2 separate regions of the Homo sapiens genome follow, and region 2 is linked to region 1. Evidence: chromatin loops called from intact Hi-C (ENCODE). Cell type or tissue: ascending aorta. All regions are shown on one strand.

Region 1 (8,000 bases):
GTCACTGAGGAAAGAAGCCTTGGAAACAGTTAAATGACCTGTAATGAAATCAACACTGAGGGAGCCCTAGTTTTTGACCACCGGCCGTTTAATATACAGTCCAGGTCTAACTGCATTAAATCTTTCCTCAAACCGCCTGATTTTAAACAAATAGCTTAATGAACTGACATGTTTGTCAGCTGTTGGCCTTGATTTATAGGTTGGCCAGCAGCCTAATCAAATGAAAATCACTGTTGTTGCAGATGGTGACAGAATGTTAACTTTAATTTGACTTGCAAATTTTTAATCAATATAAACATTCTTTTCTATGTATGTTAAAATCTACATTCAGAATCCATCCCATCCAGAAAATGACAGATAGAACCTCCCTGGTGCAAAATAATGATAATAATGGATAAGAGAAATGCAACAAAGAACAAAAAAATAAAGTTAATGAAGGAAAACATTTTTATAAAAATTTTTTTGTCAAACATCTTTATCAAAAACCAATTATTAGAAGTCTCTCTGCTTGTATAGCCGGGTGCAGTGGCTCACGCCTGTAATCCCAGCACTTCAGGAGGCCAAGGTGGGCAGATCACTTGAGGTCAGGAGTTGATCACTTGAGGCCTGACCAACATGGTGAAACCCCATCTCTACTAAAAAAAAAAAAAAAAAAAAAAAAAATACAAAAATTAGCCAGGCATGGTGGCACGTGCCTGTAGACCCAGCTACTTTGGAGGTTGAGGCAGGATAATCACTTGAACCTGGGAGGCGGAGGCTGCAGTGAGCCGAGATCATGCCACTGCACTCCAGCCTGGGCGGCAGAGCAAGACTCCATCCTAAGGAAAAAAAAAATCTATCTGTTTGTTTAACTCTAGAGGAATATGTGCTTACAGTAAATTCTGTCATTCATGGTAAATAATAAGGATGTTCAAGCTAATGAAGTGTTTTCTTAGTAGAAAGTTACTATATACAGAATTGTTATCATTTAAATGAATTTGGAATATGGAAAAAAACACATTACACAAAACTATACTGAACTTAATTACATTCAGTGAGTAAATAGATGTTTAGAGTTGGCTGTAACCCTGAGCATGTGCAAATACAGGATGAATACAGGAGAGTTATTTCACACTGGCCCTGCTTTCAAGGAACTTACCAAGTCAGCAGTATTTGATAAAGAATTTATTTAAAAAATAATACACCAGCTAGGCGCGTTGGCTCAAACCTGTAATCCCAGCACTTTGGGAGGCTGAGGCGGGTGGATCACCTGAGGTCAGGAGTTCGAGACCAGCCTGGCCAACATGGTGAAACCCCACCTCTACTAAAAATACAAAAAAGTAGCCGGGCATGGTGGCGCGTGCCTGTACTCCCAGCTACTCGGGAGGCTTAGACAGGAGAATCACTTGAACCTGAGAGGCAGAGGGGTGAGCTGAGATCGCACCACTCCACTCCAGCCTGGGCAACAGTGAGACTCTGTCTCAAAAAAAATACTACTACTACTAATAATAATATACCACATTTTGTAATCAAGGGCCAAAGCATAAACAATTGTGGAGTTTAGAAACAGAATGAAAGAAGAAATCCACATGAAACAATAGAATCATAAGATCTTAAACCTGAATCTGAGGCAAGGCTTCTTGAACTGACAGTGTTCATGCTGGATCTTGAAACATAAATGAGATTACAATATGTCAAGAGAAGACGGAGAGGACTTTCCACTAGTGCGTGTATGTGTGTGCATGCATGTACATGGGCACATGTGTGATGTGGAGCTGGAGGCAAGTAGGAAGCCAGGAAACAGGAGCAAAGATATGGAAATGGGGATATTGTCAGGGAATGATCCTAGCTTGTTCTGTAGATGAAGGGGGAGAATCCAGGGCCTTGAAAGTCAGTGGAGATATTTGGTCTTGTTATGGAAAGCTGAATGCAATAACTGTATATTCTTGAGCAGAGTATGACGTGTGGTTTCTGGTGACTCAGAATATATTTCAAGACCTTTCTCTGTCTCAGCCATCATTACGTTGAATTTTCTATTCTTAAACTTTATAAAAATAATTCCATTCATTTTTTAAAATGTTCTATGTTTAAAGCTCTGAGTCATTTTTCTTGCATTTAATTGTTCTTTCTGTCATTTTGCTGATGGACTGGGCTTTCCATCTATGTTTGTGTCTTGGCAGGGCGGTGACAAATGCTTCCCAAGCTAAAGTCCCTATGTCTACAGCTGGCCAGACAAGTCGGGGAGTGACCATGGTCAGTCCTTCCACGGCAGGAGGGCCTGCCCAGAAGCTCCAGGGAAATGGCGTGGCTGGGAGTCCCAGTGTTGTCCCCGCAGCTGTGGTATCAGCAGCTCACATCCAGACAAGTCCTCAGGCTAAGGTCTTGTTGCACATGACGGGGCAAATGACAGTCAACCAGGCCCGCAATGCTGTGAGGACAGGTAAGGAGGAACCCAGGCCAGAACATATCAGGATAAAGGGCTTACCTGCCTAATAGTAGATCTTTTATGACAGATGTTGAGAAATGTAGATGTAATTTTAATAATGAACAACATTAGGCAAAGTCTACTCAGTGGCACCTTGTATCTGCTTATTTGGGCTAAGCGTGCCCTGCGTATTACTTCAAGCCTGATGGATAGATCTAAAGTCTGAAAGAAATTAGGCTGATCCTAAGAATGTCAATAGTACTTGAAATTTTGACTTCTATAGTTGAGATCATATGATCTCAAATCTCACTACTACCATCCATGTGACATTGCGTGATACTCTACTAACGGGTGTGCTGATCATTTCTGATTAACTTAAGCACAAGTCTACCTTGGACCCTATGGGATCTTAAACAGCTTTCTTAGTTCTGTAGCACTGAAAACCTTCCCAAGAGTCTTGGGTAACTAATGGGATGAGGGGTAAACTAAAGGCTTGTGAACTCTATCAGAAAAACAGAAAAAAGGAAAATGATTCATAAGAAAAGGGAATGAATAATAGGAAAAGGACTAGAGGGAGACATCGCTTGACACTGTAGAATACCATCAAGAACTGGCTCAGTGTCTCTAACACTGTGGAGAGGCTGTCTCCTAAGTAAAGGGACTTGGGTCAAAACTGAGCTTCCAGGCACTCAGTAGACTCAAGGGCTGACCTGGAAGGACAATAGATAGTGTCTGGGGATCCAGCTAAGATTAAGTGCTTTTAGGCCACCGTCCATCCCATCTTTATTGTAATAAATACAATAGCAGCCTTTCATCATGGTCTGATGCAGTGAAATGACTCATGTTTTGGTGAGCAGCATCTATTAGATAGTTGAATTTTGCTGTGTTCCCTCTTCCCATCTACTAGTTGCAGCGCACAACCAGGAACGCCCCACGGCAGCAGTGACACCCATCCAGGTACAGAATGCCGCCGGCCTCAGCCCTGCATCTGTGGGCCTGTCCCATCACTCGCTGGCCTCCCCACAACCTGCGCCTCTGATGCCAGGCTCAGCCACGCACACTGCTGCCATCAGTATCAGTCGAGCCAGTGCCCCTCTGGCCTGTGCAGCAGCTGCTCCACTGACTTCCCCAAGCATCACCAGTGCTTCTCTGGAGGCTGAGCCCAGTGGCCGGATAGTGACCGTTCTCCCTGGACTCCCCACATCTCCTGACAGTGCTTCATCAGCTTGTGGGAACAGTTCAGCAACCAAACCAGACAAGGATAGCAAAGTAAGACCATACTTACTTACTGTTTCTCTGCTTTACTTACTTCCCTGTTTTTCTTCTTATGTTGTGTCTGTCATTTTTAGCTAATGAGAGGACTCACTGTTCAACAAACCCTCAGGTGCTCCCTACGTGTGAGTCACTATGCCAGGTGCTAGGAGTAGAGTGGGGAAGAAACGCAGGCACCACCCCATCCTCTTATCTAGAGCTCATGTTTCTCTGTGTTTAAACGCCCACTACTTGCCAGACTCAGTGCTGCATGTTAGAGGGACCACAGTGAATGAGACTTAGTCACTCCTCCTTGTGCAGCTTACAGTCTCGTGGAGGAATTTCCTTTTCCCTTTAGTTACTCATTCTTTCATCATTTTGCTGTCCTCAAGTCTTCCTGCTCAGTGAGTCTTGCTTGATAAGAGTTCTGTTAAAAATATATATGTGTGAGGGGGATGAAACTGTTGATCAAAAGTGTTACTTATGGATTTATTTTATCTACAACAGTGGTCCCCAACCTTCTGGGCACCTGGGCACCATGGACCAGTTTCGTTGAAGACAGATTTTCCATGGACCCAGGGGTGGTGGCGGGGAAATGGTTTCAGAATGATTCAAGCTCATTACATTAACTGTGCACTTTATTTCTATTATTATTACAGTGTACTATATAATGAAATCATTATAGAACTCACCATAATGTAGAATTAGTGGGAGCCCTGAGTTTGTTTTCTTGCAACTAGATGGTCCCACCTGGGCATGATGGCAGACAGTGACAGATCCTCAGGCATTAGATTCTCATAAGGAGTGTGCAACCTACATCCCTCGCATGTGCAGTTCACAATAGGGTTCATGCTCCTATGAGAATCTAATGCCCCTGCTGATCTGACAGGAGGCGGAGCTCAGGCAGTAATGCAAGTGATGGGGAGCGGCTGTAAATACAGATGAAGCCTCACTCACTCACCTGCAGCTCACCTCCTGCTGTGCGGCCTGGTTCCTCACAGGCCACAGGCTAGTACTGGTCCATGGCCCAGTACATCTGACCTTAAGCAGCATGGTTCCTTGAGAGGTAAGACTTGAAATATAAGGAAACATTATTTTCTAAATCCATAGTTTTTGGGGTTTTTTTTAATGTCTCATTTGGGGCTGAATTTTAAAGAAAATATAAATGGAAAGTTATATTGGAAAGAATAACCGATGGTTGGGTTTAGAGACAGGTGATTGGAGGCAAGAGAAATTGAGAGTTGTTAAATGTAAAAAGAAAAAGAAGAGATGGTAACGGATCTGGATAATTTTATTGTCATTATTACTTTTTCCTCAATATTTTACACATTTCCCCTGAAGTTCTATACCAGTTCTGGGAAGTTTGAGGGCGATCATAGACTTTTAGCCACCTGGTTAAGTGGTAATGTATGTCGTTCTATTTAAATGGTTAAGGGAGCCTGTAAACAGCAGTTTATAAGGAAATAAACTTTATGGCCTACTAAAAAGTTAATATTTAATTGTTCGGTTAACATGAGAGTTTTTGAAAAAGATTGATATTTGTTCAGTGTTTATAATTAACTACATTAAACTTGCACTCAAGCCAACATGTTCAACTTTGTTAATATATTTATAAATAATTATTTTTATGGTTTAGATTTTAAGGCTTGATGACAATGTGTCTCAGAGCCCTTGCCACTGATAAGAACAGGGACTCTTCAGCTGGGCCCTTCCAATGTAGAATTCACTAAATCTCTAAGGCTTGAAAGGTACTTGTGATAGACAGAATAGTGACTCCCCAAGGATGTCCACCTCCTGATCCCTGGAACTTTTAAAGATGTTTCATTACATGGCCAAAAGGACCTTGCAGGTTTTATTAAATTAATAGCCTTTTGACAAGGTGGTTAGCCTGAATTATCCAGGTGGGCCCAGTGTAAACTCAAGGATGTTCTTAAAAGGGAGGCAGGAAGCTTAGGGCCAGAGAAGGAGACGTGATGGTGAAGCAGAGGTAGGAATGATAGGGAAATGAGACCACAGGTCAAGGAATACAGGAAGCCTCTAGAATCTGGAAAAGACAAGGGAACAGATTCTTCCCCAGTGGCCTCCAGAAGGAACCAGCCCTGCCACACCTTGATTTTAGGACCCGATTTTTACCACAAAGTTTGAGTTAACCTGTTACGGCACCATCTAGTACAGGTCCTTACTGGTCATCCTGTGGAGCACCCATCCCTGACAAATGACCATGGCTTCTGCCTAGGTGCGTGCCCCATTGACCAAGCAGTGCCCTAGCCCAAGACTGCCCTGTGCCATCTTCAGACAGCTGTAACTCAACTCAACCTTCCAACCGTTGTTCTTTATTTTGAGGGCCCACATAGAAAATGCAGATCTCCTTTCTACATGGTGCCCTGAGGTATTTGCAGGTGTGTCCCCTTGTGTCTTTTCTCTAATGCTATACCCTTGAAGTTTTCTTTTCCTATTCCTCATATCACAGATTTCAAATTTTCCCTTATTAAATCTCCTACCTCATTTAGTGTTCCAAGTCCACTAAAGAGACTTCTGGTTGATATAAATTTAGTAATTCCATGATTGTTGTCACTTAATCATGAATCTTCATGACTAGAGTGTCTTTAGTATACATTTCTCCATCACATCTACAAGGATGTCCTGGGAGAACTCACCAGATGCCACATTGAGATTCACCTGCCTTTTACATCATCCTCCCATCCACAGAGTTCTCCCCATTGCTCCATCATTTCTGCTGTGACTTATTGTTAGCGAGTGTCTCCTGGAAGAGTTTTATTTCCCTTTCTAAATGTTCATAAATCTTTTGTTTAATACTGTTTTAGAATTTCCCAGATGGTCTGCAAAGTGCTTTGGTGTCATGTGTTTGAAAATTGGGGCCGGGCGCGGTGGCTTACACCTGTAATCCCAGCACTTTGGGAGGCCAAAGCTGGTGTATCACCTGAGGTCAGGAGTTGAGACCAGCCTGGCCAACATAGTGAAACCCTGTCTCTACTAAAAATACAAAAATTAGCTGGGTGTGGTGGCACATGCCTGTAATCCCAGCTACTCAGGAGGCTGAAGCTGGAGAATCACTTGAACCAGGGAGTCGGAGGTTGCAGTGAGCCGAGATCACACCACTGCACTCCAGCCTGGGCAACAGAGTGAGACTCTGTCTCAGGGGGGAAAAAAAAAAGAAAACTGGGACTTGCACATGCCTTTCCTTGCCTGTTCAGTTGACCCTCATCCCAGATTCACCAGATTATCAAAGGTTATTGGTTGCATTTCTTCTGCTATTTTTCTCTGTACCCTGGAGTGAATTCAGCCTGTTAAGAGTAATCATTTGATCTCTAAATCCCAACTCTTCACTCATTTCCCTCTCGTCAAAGTTTGTTCTTCCCCTCCAGTCTGAAGATTATCCTTCCCTTTCTTCTTGCCATCCAAGAACCACCATCCTCCACAGCGGGTCTGTGTCTTTCTTGTTCTTCTTGTTTCAAACATAACTTTAAAAGAGCTCTTACAAAATTTTTTTTTGTCTTTAGCATTTTTGCAAGTTTAAGCTCATTCTGATCTTTAAGCCTTCTTGAATTGCTATGGGCCACGTTATGTTCTTTGTTATGGGCTCTTCTCTTGATCTTTTTGTACGTGCCCTTTAAAAATTTGAGCCATTAGGCTGCTCCCTGGGAGATCACATCAGTACCTTTAGATGCCTCTATGTTTTCATCTGCAGGGATGATTTGCAATTGTATGGTTAGAATTTCATTTTTGAGAGCCTTCCTATTCCTCTTGAAGCATCTTCCCTTTTGGGTTTCAGGTCATGCATATATTTTCTTTGAACATTTAAAAATCAGTTCTTTTAAACTATGAAGTTCAAACCTGACTATCATCAGCCTCTTTTTCCATGCTTTATTCCAAGTTCTCAATATTTCTGCTTCATCAGCAGAGCATCTCCACCCGTCTGGTTTCTGCCCTCCCTCTAGTTGATCAGAATTGGATCCAAAGTTGCAGTTTGCTCAACTTTCTGTGAGATTAAACTATCAGCAAGGAAAAAGTGTATTAGAGATCCTAGTTTCAGTTGAGACTTACAGCAGATATCTAGGTATTTGATAACGCCCTCATTATTTCTATCTTTCCTCGTCATTTTGTGAGCATCATCATCCATTTACTTAAACCTACCAGCAGTCCATGGTACATCTCCCACATGATAGCGTGTCTATTGCCCCCTCCTTTTCTCTGTACCCAGCTGCTCTGCAGTGGGTTACTGCTGCTGTTCCACAGAGAAATATAATTTTGTAATGTACAGATGGGACTGTCGCAGCTTCTCTTCTAACCGGCTACTCCTTTGAACAGTATTTTATTTGGAAGT
Region 2 (8,000 bases), 56 kb after region 1:
CAATGCCAGCTGAGTGCAGTGACTCACGCCTGTAATCTCAGCACTTAGGGAGGCCAAGGCAGGAGGATTGCTTGAGCCAAGGAATTTGAGACCAGCCTGAGCCATATTGTGAGGCCCCATCTCCACAAAAAAATTTAAAAATTAGCCTGCAGTCCCAGCTATTTGGGAGGCAGAGGTGGGAGGATCCTTTGAGCCCAGGAGGTCAAGACTGCAGTGAGCCATGATCATGCCACTGCACTCCAGCCTGGGTGATAGAGTGAGATCCTGTCTCAAAAAAATAATAAAATAATAAAACAAAATAAAATAAAATAAAATGCAGTGACACTTCTACCCTCATATGCTGGAGTTTGATGGGGGAGCACATTGATTTAGATGCCGCAAAAGCAGCATTTAGCTGTGGAATTACAGTCGTTACCCATTTGGGTATATTTTACTCTGCCTGGAAGAGTTCATGTGTTTCACGGTTGCTACTAGGTAAGGACGCAGGCCCTGGGAGATCCTGGTTCAACAGTGACTGTCTTATGTAACAGAGTCATTCTCTTTATGACCACCTTAGGAACCGCTAAGGAACATAATAAGAAATACACAGAACTGATTGTGGAACTGCTCTTTCTCCCTGCGATTCAGAGGGGAAAAGATAAAGCCACACAGCCCTGGGGCCTCTTGCTTAAGAACACATCTCAGTTTAACCACCAAGGCCGTTATGATAACAAATGTCAGTATGGAGGTGTGAACATCAGGGGCTATTCAAGGACGCTTCTCTGATCACTGCCATGTCTATCTGCTGTGATCACGACTATTTTATAAACACCCTTCCTACCCAATGCCATCAGAATTTTAGGGACGATGCTTCAGTAATTATCTTTTTTTCCCTCCTTCCTCCCTATTTTCTTTTTCCTCTGAATAGCTGCCAAAGTAACTAGAGTCATATAATTTTAGAGCTGGAAGCTCAGGGAGAGGCTTGGATCCTGATGACCCAAGCATGGGAGGGGCCTGAAAAAATGTCAACAGCGCTCCGTTGTTGATCCCACACATTTACTTAATATGAGCTGGTGCTGGCAGAGGTTTATGTTGGAAAGGCTGCAACTTTCTGTGCCCCACATAAATGAGATAAAACCTGGGGAAAGGAGTGTTGGTTTAAATCAGAAAGGCTCTGGTTTTTATTTGATACTAAACAAATCATGCAGTTTACAAGTCTGTGACACTCTAAGAGTTAACTAGCAGTTTTGTTTTTTTTCTTTTTTTTGAGACGGAGTTTCACTCTTGTTGCCTAGTCTAGAGTGCAATGGCGCAATCTCGGCTCACCGCAACCTCTGCCTCCCAGGTTCAAGCAATTCTCCTACCTCAGCCTCCCGACTAGCTGGGATTACAGGCATGCGCCACCATGCGCAGCTGATTTTTGTATTTTTAATAGAGACAGGGTTTCTCCATATTGGTCAGGCTGGTCTCGAACTCCCGACCTCAGGTGATCCGCCTGCCTCGGCCTCCCAAAGTGCTGGGATTACAGGCGTGAGCCACTGTGCCCGGCCTAATCAGCAGTTTTTAACATGCTACACAGGGTCTGGGAAAGACAGCTGCCAAGTTGGGGGCTTTGAAAATATGAGACATCTGTAAATAATAACCTTTGGGTATTTCACCTGTGTTTGCTTCTTTATATTACTTTTGTGTGTGTGTGTGTGTGTTTTGAGACAGAGTGTCTTGTCACCCAGGCTGGGGTGCAGTGGCGTGATCTCGGCTCACTGCAACCTCCACCTCCTGGGTTCAAGCAATTCTCCTGCCTCAGCCTCCCTCAGGCACTTGCCACAATGCATGGCTAATTTTTGTATTTTTAGTAGAGACGGAGTTTTGCCATGTTGGCCAGGCTGGTCTTGAACTCCTGACCTCAGGTGATCCACCCGCCTCGGCTTCCCAAAGTGCTGGGATTATAGGCGTGAGCCACCATGCCTGGCATATATTACTTTGTTCTAAAATTAATTTAGATCTGGCATCCTCTTTTTGTCCCTCAAATGTTATTTTACCAAAACATATATTATTGGGACAAGAGGCAAATTGCATGGCCAAGTTGAATGACGTTATTCCCCACTCTGACAGCTTTTGTTTTTAACTCTAGAATTTGTACATATGGCTTTGGAAACCTCATCCAACACTAAGTAATGAACATACATGAGGATACTATGTATTTTTCAACCTGCAAGCCCAAGATTTCAAATTCTTTGGTTTATCGCAGAGAACACATCTCTCAAATTGTCTTCAAGGAGCACTGCAGGAGGTACAATCCATTCCCCACTAACCCAGGAAGACTGTCTGAATTTTTTCAGAGGGAAGATGGGTGGGGGAGAAGTGGGGATGGTTAATGGGTACAAAAAAAAAAAATAGAAAGAATGAATAAGACCTAATATTTGATAGCACAACAGGGTGACTATAGTCAATAATAATTTAACTGCACTTTTAAAAATAATGAAAAGAGTATAACTGGATTGTTTATAACATAAAAAATAAATACTTAAGGGGACAGATACCTCGTTTTCCATGAGGTGATTATTATGCATTGCATACCTGTATCCAGAGTATCTCATGCAACCCATAAATATATACACCTACTATGTACCCACAAAAATTAAACATTAAAAAGTTAATCTTTTTAATGTTTAATTTTTTTTTTTGAGACAGGCGTGGTCTTGGCTCACTGCAACCTCTGCCTCCTGGGTTCAAGCAATCCTAGTGCCTCAGCCTCCGGAATAGCTGGGATTACAGGCCTGTGGCACCACGCCCAGCTAATTTCTGTATTTTTAGTGGAGACAGGGTTTTGCTATGTTGGCCAGGCTGAACTCCTGACCTCAGGTGATCTGCCTGCCTTGGCCTCCCAAAGTGCTGAGATTACAGGCATGAGGCACTGTGCCTGGACAGAAAGTTTTTAAAAAAAATTTGTTCAGAGGGAACCCATTTCCTCTTCTGCTACACAGACAGCCAGGCCTGACTTGCACTGTTTCTATCCCCCCACAAAAAAAGCAACAACATCACCGAGAAGATAGTTCTGTTTGTCTTGATGATCAACATAGATCTGTATAGTTGATTTTGTGCCAGCAACAGGCTCCAGTCACAACAACATGAGATTCCAGGCCTTTTTGCCTGCCATGCTGGACACAGACTGGGCCATAGAGAATAGGAGAACCCGTGTGTTCTTCTGAGTTGTCTGTGAAGAAAAATACACGGGGAGAGGGGTAGACGTGAGTTCCTGGAAGAGTGGAGATGTGTGGGGAATTCTCCAGCGTTCCTTAATTAGAAACACGACTCAGTGATGTTCTTTGGAGCCCAAGACCCCAGGAGGCACTGAGTCCAGTGGTCCCAGGAAGCTAAAAATGAGGGCAAGAGTCAGCGTGGCTTTAAAAATCTCTGATCACTCATCCCCCAGAATGAAATCTGGGACTCAAAAGCTCTGATGGAAATGAAGCAGACTTTAGGAGGTCTGGTTTCGGGGGTGCTCCAGGAGCTGAATGTGAAATGTTATTTGTTCCAGAAAGTCCTGGCAACTTGGCGCAGCGAATTTGATCAGCACCATACGTACGACCTGTCTCAGGAACGGTGCCATGTGTGTGACTAGGACTGCAAAGCAGCTTGTGTTCGTGGGGGAAATGACAGGCACAGGAAGGAAAAGCTGAGAACACTGAAACGGTTCCTAATCGTGCAGTGGGGAAAGGAGGGCGACTGCCGCGCAGAGTGGCACGTTGGCTGGAAGAGGGGATTGATCAGCAGTGCTGGCAGGAACAGCATAGGCTTGTCGTGTGATCTAACAGAAGAGGCAGCAATCTGGAGGCGCCCCAGATCAGAGAAGAGACATCAAGCCCCAGGAGAAATGGATTTCCTTTCTCCCCACCCATCAGCTGGGTAGGAAGCCCGAAGGAGCCTTTCATGGAACTATGGGAAGGGCTCCTCTGACGCAGAGGGGATGAACTGGAAGCAAGATGCTGACTGTTTCCAAAGGCTTGACAGTCAGAAGCAGGCAGGCTTCAGCCTATTGAGATACTTTACCCAAGAGGATTTCCGCTTAGGTTCTGTCTTGAAAGAAATATTCGCTCCCAAATTTCCTCCCATCAAGAGTGCTTCTCCCTACAGAAGGCTAAGGCTCACAGGTTGTCCCCAGGGACACATTTCTTTCAAGTAGGATGACTGGTATGTTTAGACTGAAAAGCTGATTTACTGGAAGATTGCTATCACCCCCTGGCCTACCATGTCGTTGGTGTGGCCAGTGTTTATCAGACAGTGGTGTTTCCAGCTTAGGCCTGAATGGAAGAAGAAACTGAAAGAAGAAATAAAAAGAGAGATGCGCCGGGCATGGTGGCTCATGCCTGTAATCCCAGTGCTTTGGGAGGCCGAGGTGGCAGACCACTTGAGGTCAGGAGTTCAAGACCAGCCTGGCCAACATGGTGAAACCCCGTCCCTACTAAAAATACAAAAAATTAGCTGGGTGTGGTGGCGTGTGCCTGTGGTCCCAGCTACTCCGGAGGCTGAGGCAGGAGAATTGCTTGAACCCGGGAGGCGGAGGTTGCAGTGAGCCAAGATTGTACCACTGCACTCCAGCCTGGGCAACAGAGTGATACTCTCTCAAACAAGACAAAACAAACAAAAAAGAGGAGGCTCGGCACGGTGGCTCACGCCTGTAATCCCACCACTTTGGTAGGCTGAGGCTGGCATATCACTTGAGGTTGGGAGTTCGAGACCAGCCTGACCAATATGGAGAAACCCCATCTCTACTAAAAATGCAAAATCAGCCAGGTGTGGTGGCGCATGCCTGTAATCCCAGCTACTCAGAAGGTTGAGGCAGGAGAATCGCTTGAACCCGGGAGGCAGAGGTTGCGGTGAGCCAAGATCACGCCATTTTACTCCAGCCTAGGCAACAAGAGCAAAACTCCATCTCAAAAAAAAAAAAAAAAAAATGGAGAGAGAGATGTTTCTCAGCTTTGGGAAATGCTGACTTTTCCAGCACACCTTTGCTCAGAAAAGCCCTATGATATAAAGTGTCATAGGAACCTTGTCCTTGGAACCAAGCCTAGCCTAGGCTCAGGGACATCATGTGGGAGTGACATAAAGGAGGCTCCTCTGTCACTGTGCTTGGGTTACAAGTAATTCTCGACATGGGAGCATGTTGATTTCTAACCATCGGTGGCGGAGCTGTGACTTCCCAAGCTGGTGGCTGACCTCAAGAGGACTATTATAGACACTGTGGGACCACGGCCTGAGAAAAGAATGGCTACCTCCCTCTCTATCCCATGACCTCTAACGGCCCGGTCACCACCATGGCCTTTTGTTCCTGGAGAGGGACAGGAACTTTGGAAAGTGGGGTCGCTCTATTGCTTCTGCAGGTCATCTTCCCAGACTTGCCTAAGCCTCAGAATCTCAGTCTTCTGCTCTGTTTTGCACGTCTTTTTTGAAAGGTTTTTAAAAATTACAATCTACTGTACAGAAGAAAATAATACACAGAAAATAATTTTAGAAAATAATACAACAGATATCTAAGTATCCACCACCCAGATTGGACAACATATTAACATTTTGCCCCATCTATATCAGATATTATTTATTTTCTTTTTTACTTATTTTTGAGACAGAATCTCGCTCTGTCGCCCAGGCTGGAGCGCAGTGGTGTGATCTCAGCTCACTGCAACCTCTGCCTCCCAGGTTCAAGCGATTCTCCTGCCTCAGCCTCCCGAGTAGCTGGGACTAGTGGTGTGCACCACCATGCCCAGCTAACTTTTGTATTTTTAGTAGAGACAGGGTTTCACCATGTTGGCCAGGATGGTCTCGATCTCTTGATCTCGTGATCCGCCCGCCTCAGCCTTCTACAGTGCTGGGATTACAGGCATGAGCCACCTCGCCCAGCCTATTTTTATTTTTTTTAAGACATGGTCTTGCTCTGTCACCCAGGCTGGAGTGCAGTGGCACGATCTTGGTTCACTGTGGCCTTGACCTTCCAGGTGCAAGCAATCCTCCCATCTCAGCCTCCTGTGTAGCTGGGACTACAGGAGCATACTGCCACACTTGGCTGATTAAAACATTTTTTCTTTCTGCAGAGACAGGGTCTTACCATGTTGCCTAGGCTGGTCTTGAACTCCTGGGCTCAAGTGATTCCCCTGCCTCCGGCTCCCAAAGTAATGGGATTACAGGCATGAGCCAGCATGCCCAGCCTATATCAGATTTTTTTAAAATTGCAGATAGAATTAAAAACTTGCTTATCTATTTTTAGTAGAGGGAAAAACCTAAATAAGTTTAATTCTAGTAAGTTGCTGACTCTACACAACAACTTCCTTTCAGTCTTCAGATAATGGAAACTTTGTGGATTTATGCACAGCACCCAAACCCCAGAGATCTGCCCCAACAGAAAGATTGCCAACAAAATGTTTGTCTTAATACTTGAACAAATTTTTCTCAAACTTACATTGTATATTTTTCTCCACCAGTTTGCTAAATGTCCACAAGGTTAATACCCGCCCAGCCAAATGAAAAGACCACTGGGATCAGGTGCGGTGGCTCACACCTGTTATCTGTTCCAGCTACTTGGGGAGGCTGAGGTGGGAGGATCGCTGTAGCCTGGGAAATCGAGGCCGCAGTGAGCTATGATCAAGCCACTGCACTCCAGCCTGGCCAACAGCGCAAGAGCCTGCTCTAAAAAATCAAAATAAAAAAAAAAAGAGCATTGGGTCTCCAAAGGTAACAGGTGTGAAATACACCTTAGCCTACTCAGAATTTTGCCCCATGAAATAAGTAAGGATTATTAAATATTTCTGGAAACTCAAACAACTCTTTAAACAATGTTCACAATTTTTCAATGTCCACATCAGCCAAACCCACGGAAAGCTAAGCATTAATTCACCTACTGTTGGAGAGGCTAGACTATTTAAGGAATCTCTCCTGAATTCTAGTCCTGAATTTCCAATGCAACTCGTGTCCACTAGAATGTTCTGTGAATGTTTCAAGCTTGAAACGCCTGCAGCCAAACTTGTTTTCTTTCCATCCAATTATATCCTCTTTCCAATGTTCCCCTTTTTTCATTAAAGGCACCACTATTCTTCCAGCCATCCTGATTCACAGCCTCAGAGCTGGCCTCAATTTCCTTGTCTCCTTCGTCTTCCACATCCAATTATTCACTAAATCCTGTTGAATTTTTCTCAAAATATTTCTTGCACCTGTTTACTCCATTCTGCTCCCACTGCCACCTTTCTAATGAAGTATTTTCCACCTGTGTGTTTCGGCTCCTGCAGCAGATTCTGCATCTCCCCTTTCTCCTTTCAATGAATTATCAGTATCAGATTAATCTGCTGAAAGAAGCACTGTGTGCCATCCTGCTCAACATAATTCAGTGATTCCCAGATGGCTTACCAAATAACAGCTTTTAAAAAAATCCAGAACCTTCAGTGATCTTCACGATCTTTATATGTCCACCTTCCTAGACACATCCCACATTAGGAACCCATTGAAACCTCTGCCCCAGGCGCATGGCACTACTGGCTTGCTAATTCTGATTCCTGTTCAAGTATTTCTTTGGCCTAAGTATTCCTTCCCCTCCTTCACTACATGAACCAATCTTCATGGTGCTTAATATGAACCAGATCATCTGGTGGGCCTCTAATACAACAGTGAACAAGACAGAAACAACCCCTGCCTCCATATACTCCTTACAGCCTAGTGGAGAAAACAAAAGATGAACTGGCAGTTGGCATGCCAGGCTGTGCAGGAAGAACTGTGACAAGGAAAGACAAGGCTGAGGTGGGCGGATCACTTGAGGTCAGGAGCTCAAGACCAGCCTGGCCAACATGGTGAAACCCTGTCTCTACAAACAAAAAAAAAAATTAGCTGGTGTGGTGGTGGGCGCCTGTAGTCACAGCTACTCAGTAGGCTGAGGTGGGAGAATCTCTTGAACCCAGGAGGTGGAGATTGCAGTGAGCTGAGATTGTGCCATTGCACTCCAGCCTAGGTGACAGAATGAGACGCTGTCTCAAAAAAAA

The links. Hi-C counts contacts between places; a loop is a spot of excess contacts. Peaks named below come from ENCODE experiments on the same cell type or tissue, not always from the same donor. Only the 100,000 strongest peaks of a DNase experiment are listed, where the experiment ranks them.
Region 2: it touches region 1 in a loop (2.4-fold over the local background); 5 of 110 quality-filtered maps call a loop at or near these places.

Annotation. Positions count from the first base shown.
Region 1 is chr4:169,111,942-169,119,941 of GRCh38, reverse strand. SH3RF1 (SH3 domain containing ring finger 1) reads left to right here. Exons shown (of 12, transcript NM_020870.4): 9 at 2,160-2,419; 10 at 3,312-3,673. Among named protein-coding and RNA genes, the nearest start is that of CBR4-DT, 110 kb to the right of the region's middle. In ascending aorta, a CTCF peak has its summit at 3,901; DNase peaks (open chromatin) are centred at 2,281 and 3,861; H3K27ac peaks cover 4,194 bases.
Region 2 is chr4:169,055,690-169,063,689 of GRCh38, reverse strand. It overlaps LOC105377527 (a long non-coding RNA gene), which reads left to right. Exons shown (of 5, transcript XR_939429.3): 4 at 2,111-2,269; 5 at 3,518-4,634. Among named protein-coding and RNA genes, the nearest start is that of CBR4-DT, 49 kb to the right of the region's middle. In ascending aorta, no CTCF peak of the experiment used is centred here; DNase peaks (open chromatin) are centred at 993, 2,789 and 3,539; H3K4me3 peaks cover 1,903 bases; H3K27ac peaks cover 3,920 bases.